Linked DNA regions of Homo sapiens: region 1 is linked to region 2. A link is a contact called in ENCODE Hi-C or POLR2A ChIA-PET data. All regions are on one chromosome and are shown on one strand. Each heading gives the region's core, a stretch centred on a gene start or an enhancer-like site at or near the end of the contact. The rest is flanking DNA. Distances are from core to core; before and after follow the strand shown. Region 1 holds the start of PACSIN3 (protein kinase C and casein kinase substrate in neurons 3). Region 2 overlaps DGKZ (diacylglycerol kinase zeta).

What was found. A loop is a pair of places that touch in the nucleus more often than their neighbours do. ChIA-PET counts read pairs that join two places held with the same protein, here RNA polymerase II (POLR2A). Pooled maps may share reads with other maps.
Region 1: a map of gastrocnemius medialis shows a loop between it and region 2 (3-fold over the local background). The contact joins the promoter of PACSIN3 here to the enhancer-like site in region 2. A Hi-C loop is called at or near these places in 1 of 168 maps with a recorded cell type or tissue (gastrocnemius medialis) and 2 of 50 pooled maps. POLR2A ChIA-PET finds 5 or more read pairs at or near these places in 1 of 52 experiments (H1).

What each region holds. Positions count from the first base shown.
Region 1 is chr11:47,184,934-47,187,706 of GRCh38, reverse strand. PACSIN3 (protein kinase C and casein kinase substrate in neurons 3) reads left to right here and starts at 1,273. Exons shown (of 11, transcript NM_016223.5): 1 at 1,273-1,358. RefSeq lists silencers at 1,175-1,274, 1,325-1,644 and an enhancer at 617-1,503.
Region 2 is chr11:46,366,439-46,369,138 of GRCh38, reverse strand. DGKZ (diacylglycerol kinase zeta) reads right to left here. Exons shown (of 31, transcript NM_001199267.2): 2 at 1,740-1,848; 3 at 1,392-1,487; 4 at 1,060-1,134. Among named protein-coding and RNA genes, the nearest start is that of MIR4688, 8.6 kb to the left of the region's middle. Within about 2 kb of position 1,383, at least 9 of the 41 ENCODE cell types and tissues checked have a DNase peak (open chromatin) inside an H3K27ac peak, as active enhancers do; they include gastrocnemius medialis, where a contact is called at or near this core.

The DNA.
Region 1 (2,773 bases), core at 24-2,523, 820 kb before region 2:
GCGGATTCATCTGCGTAAAGAACGCGTCAGTGATTCCTCCTGGATTTAGAAACAACATAATTTTGCTATTTTTAAAGCTGCCGTTTAAAACTCCGCGCGCACGCACTCACACTCTTCAGGGAGCTGAGGGTGGGAGGAAAAGTACGAGCTTCAGAGGGCGCAGCCAGGCGCCTCAGCTTCCCAGGGCTCAGAGCCGCGTCCCTGGGGGCGCACTCCTCTGAGAGCGCCGGGGCTCTCCGACCCGCTGCGATTCTGCGCGCCCGGGACCTTCTGCGTCCGGGACCTTCTGCGCCCGGGCGTTCGACCCCGTTGGTCCGCGCTCCCCCTGGTCTTCAAGGCTCAGGGCACCGCCGCTGGGTCACCGGGCCCAGGAGAGAGTGGGAGGGGCGGAGAGGCCGAGCAGGTGGCGATTAGGTCAGCTTCGGAACATTCTTGGACCGCTCCAGTGGATATAAATAACAGACGGAGCCGCTCTGCAAAATCTCACCCCCGGGGGAAAGCGGGGAGAGGGAAGTAGGGAGAGAGGAGGGAGAAGGGATTTATTTAGCGTGGGGTGGCATCGTGGCGATATGGAAAAATGTACCAGACTGATAAAGGGGGTGGAGGGGCGAAGGGTAAGAATGAATCGTGGTACAAAATCTGGAAATAAGAACTCGGAGCGGGAGGAGCTTAGGCCTTTTTGTCCCACCCCCACCGCGTGTTCGTCTCAGGCCTTAGAAGGCGCCCCAGATTAGCAGGGCAGCTGTGGAACGGTAGGGCACGGTTTTGGAGTCCCAGCCCTGCCTGACTAGAGGGAAATCTTGGGCAAGCCTCTGAAAAGCCCCCGAGCCTCAGTTTTTGCATCTGTACAGTGGGAATCCTAATGCTTACAAGGGGTGGTTGTGAGCCTCGCCTGAGCCAATTTCTAAACAAGCTGTGCAGCTAAAAATGTAAGGCAGTGTAATTCCCCCGGCCCCTCTCCAAGGCTGCCCGTGCCGGCCCGGTCCCTTCTTGCTCCCTCGGGTCTCCCAGGCTCTGCAACGGTCCGGGAGAGGCAAAGCCGAAATCTGGCTCCCTGCGGCACCGGGGCGCAACCCTGGGGAGCCCGCCCAGGCACTCCGCACACGGGCGAAGCAGAGAAACCTCGACCCGCGCCACAAGAGCCGCTGGTCGCCGCGATGCCTGCAGCCCCGCTGCCCCGCCGCGTGGGGTTGAGGCAGCGGCGGCCAGGAGAGGGGCGGGGCCGGGGGCCGGGGGCCGGGCTTCCCGGGGGAGGGCCCGGCGCGCTCCGGGAGGCCGCGGCGCGGGCCCAGGAGCGGCAGGACTCGGGCCGGAGCGTGGCCGGACCCCCACCCGCCGAGGGGCCCAGGGAGGACGCGGTGAGTGCCCTGGAGGGGACGCGCGGGTAGGCGGCGGCGGGTGCGGTGGCTCGAGCCCGCCCTCTCCTGCTCCGGCTTCTGAAGTTTGCAATGGAGCCGACTCCCGCCCAGGGAGCCCCCGGCCACCCCGCTCTGCGTGCCGACGGGAAGGGCCGTAGCCGCGCCGAGGGGCCGTCCCATCTGCGGTGCCGCGGGCTTCGCAATTCCGCAGGCCGCCCGGGGGAGGCGGCGCCGGCGCTGGAGGGCTGAGCCGTCTTCAGGGGCCCCTCGAGGGCCCCCGTCCGCTCGCCTCGCGCCCGCCCCGAGGCCCCAGAGGGTCCTCGCTCCCTGGCGATCCCTCGCCCTATGCAGCGAGCCCCGATTCCTGGGTCCGCTGCCCGGGGCCACCATCTGGAGCCCACGGCAAGGCCGGCCCAGGCAGGGGGCGTCCCCTCCCCTTGGCGGTGATCAGTGGCCCCACCCCCGCCAAGACCAAGTTCAACAAGTTTGGCCAAGAAGTCTAGAGCTTCGGTGGCTAGGCCTGGCCCTGCCGCTCCGCGTGGCTCCACGGGCTCCGAGTTATGCAGCTCCGGGCGGCAAGGGGTCCTGTCGAGGGGCGCGGTCCATAAGGGTTGAGGCCAGAGGCGCGTAGCCTCTGGGCGCCGAGCTCTGGAGTGGAGGCTGGGGTTCGGAGTGCGTCATCTGGAAGCAGGCACCCCGGCCGGCAGGTCGGGTTTCCAAAAGTGCCCCTTTGTTATGCCCCTCCCTGGCCCTGCCTCCTCCCGCTTTGGCTGCGCCACCCCCTCCCCCAGCCTCCTGATCTCCTGGCTGGCTCTGGCTTCTGGTTCCAGCCCCTCTAACCTCGCTGTCCCTCTTCGGACCAGCCTACTGACGCCCCCTCCCCTCCCCCCCGCTCTGTCCTCAAATCCTAGAGCTGCGGGCGCACCGGGAGGGGCTGCCCGGGAAAGAAGCCCTTGGGCGCAGCCTGTGACTCAGGTTCCAGGGATGGGCCAGGCAGAATGGCTGAGCTCCCTCCCAGGGGCAAGCCCCCAGCTTCTGGAAGAGGTTGGGGCTGGTCTGGGGCCGGGTACCTTCAGGCCTCAGGTAGGGAGACTGGGTCTTCCCTGAACCAGGGACTTCCTACCTTGGCCCGTGCAGCTGCAAGGAGACCCTGCCAAGCCCAGGAAGACCTCTCGGAGCCGAACGTGCTGGCTCCCGGGGCTGGGAAGATTGCATTACCTGCTTTCTGAGCTCTTGCCTGCGGTGGGGACTGATTTGGGTCTCTGCTGAGCTCAGGAGGCACAGGGTGCCAACCTGCTCAATGGGGGCCAAGGTGCAAGCCCTCCTTGCTTGCTTGCTGAGAGGTCAGGCTGGGGCTGTGGGGCCTGGCTGCACCCGGGGCTTGGGCCTGTGTTTGCTCTGGGAGGCCGGAGGGA
Region 2 (2,700 bases), core at 134-2,633:
AGTGGTGCGATCTCGGCTCACTGCAACCTCCACCTCCCGAGTAGCTGGGATTACAGGTGTGCATCACCACGCCTGGCTAATTTTTGTGATTTTTAGTAGAGATGGGGTTTCACCATGTTGGCCAGGCTGGTCTCAAACTCCTGACCTCAGGGTGATCCACCTACCTCGGCCTCCCAAAGTGCTGGGATTACAGGCATGAGCCACCGCACTCGGCCGCATCCTTTCTTCCTCGCCCTCTGGCACTCCCGACCCGGGCACACGCAGCCAGCCTGGTCCTCACACGCAGACTTGCACTGCCTGGCCCCTGGAGACCTTTAGCTAATTTGTGGAACCCTAGGTCGATTTCCACCTTAAATGATGAGTGTACAGTGCTTGGGGCTGCATTTCTATTTCCCTTCTCATAACTGTCCCTACTTCAGCCTTATTAGAGGTATAAGGAAGCCTCACTTTACAATTCAGAGGCTGGGGAAAGCAGCCTGTGTGAGCCTGCCTGAACCACTCCTAGTCTTACAGTCTCTCCCGTATGATGGCCTGGGTTTCTGCAGGCTGGGAAGCGCTGCCCCTCCATGCGAACCCTTCTGCCCCTGGCCTTGACCCGTCTGCCCAGTGCTGCCTCCACCTCTAGAAGCACAGTGCCCAGACATGCCCCCAGCTGCAAATGCACAGTGGACAATGGCCCTTGGGGAAAGGTCTCCACAGAGGCAGGGTGTAGCCACAGCTGAGTTATGAAGCTTCAGCAAATCAATGGCCTCTTCTAAGCACTAGTTTGGACATGGTGAAATGGTACAAGGGCCACCATTCGTCAATTCATTCCATTGAGTGATATTCAACGAACCCACTAGGCGCCAGGTTTGTTCCAGGCAGTGGGGATACAGCAGCTAATCAGTGAGGAGCCAGGATTCGAACGCAGGCATTTGGCTCCAGGGTCCTTGACTCTTCACCCCCGAGTGCTGGGTCACTCCTGGCAGGCCGTTTGTATAACATGTGGGTGTGAGTGCGCGCTGAAAGGGCCTCAGCACCCAAAGGGCAGGGGCGGGCAAAGCTGAGCTACCCACCCACCTTCTCCAGCTGCTCGATGCAGGGCGTGTGCACCACAATCTTGCAGGCTGCGCACTTTCTTCGAGACACTGACTTCTGCTGCAGGACAGGAAGAGAGGGCCCCTGAGGCACCAGGTAAGTCTATCTCGGAGGCTGCCTGCCCCAGCACAGCTGCCCTTTGTGTGCACTGGGAAGCCCCAGTCCTGGCATCCGGACAAAGCCCCTGCACCCCTCACCATCCTGGGGCGGCCCACAGCAGGGGTGCCAGGGAGCGGGCTCAATCCCACGTTCCCGGAAGGGCTGCGGCTACTGGCTCCACCAGCAGGGGGCGGCGTGCCCCTACGAGCACTCACCAGCATCCTGGCTACACAGTACTGCTCCCCAACGTAGCAGAAGTCCCCGGACACGTTGGTCTCGAACCAGATGTGCTCCCCATATGTCGCTGACTCCTAGCCACGGGATGGGCTTGCTCAGCACACGCTGGCCGCCCAGCCCTCCCTCCCATCAGCCCCCGCCCACCCGCCCTCTCCCAAGACAAACCCACTCCAGCGCCCCGATCGACCCTGCTCTGTTCCGTCTGCCCCACTGTCCCAACCCTTCCAGGCTTGGCTCTCCCAGCTGCCTTTAGTGCCTCCACCCGCCAGCTGCGCCTTGGCCAAGAGCCCAGAGGGTCTGGGACCCAGGGGTGTTCAGGCACTCACGCTCCAGTCCACTGTACTCCGGATCTGCCGCTCTGACTCGCTGCACGGGGCCCCAGGGGTGGGCGGAGGGGGGGCCAGGTGCTGGAGGCCCGACTTGGTGATGGCTTTCCTAGAGAGGAGAAGACAGCTGAGGAGGGGGCTGAGCACTTGCTGACCCTACTTCCTCCCACCTCCTGGGGCCTCTGCCCTTTCCGTGACCTCGGCAACAGGGAGGGCGGAGGAGCCTCCCAGCAGCCCCAGACACTAAGAGGCTCCCTGCAAGAGACATGGCCTTTTGGGGTACGCTGGCTTCAGGGTACTGCCCAGAGTGTTCCCAAGTGGGGAACCCTCAGCCAGGCAGAGCTTCAAGGCCCATGCCCAGGCCAGACCCACAGGAGGTCACACCACTCGCCCTGCTGGCCACAGCTATACCTACGCGAGCAGGGCGCTCCAGGCCTGGGGTCCGGCCGCCTTGCGCCGTAGGGCTACCTGGCGCCTGCGGGACAGTGGGCGCACACGGGTGGGCAGCATGGTGCCGGCGGTGGTGCCTGAGGCTCTTCGGCCCCCAGGGCCAGGGTGCTGGCCTGAGGGCCGCCGCTGGCTGAGGCGCCGATAGTAGCCGTGCAGGCCCCAGAGAGCGTGGTCATATACGGCATCCGCGGGGAGCAGGTGGGAGGAGGCTCGGCGCAGGTAGCGGGGTAGGGGCAACAGCGGCTGGGCGCCCCGAGGTGGGGGTGGCCCTGGTGTCTTGGTGCCTGGCTGGATGGCGCTCGATGCCTCGGCTACCACATCCTCCTGGACACCCTCCTCCTCATTCATGCCCACAAGCCCGGTCAACAGCAGGGGTGCACCCAGAAGCTGGGCCCCCACGGTGGTAGGCTGTGGAGTGAGCACCTTATCCACGATGAAGCGGGGGTTGCAGGAAGGGGGCACAGTGCTGGAGCGCCGGCGGCTGGAACCCTGGGCCCTCACCCCGCAACTC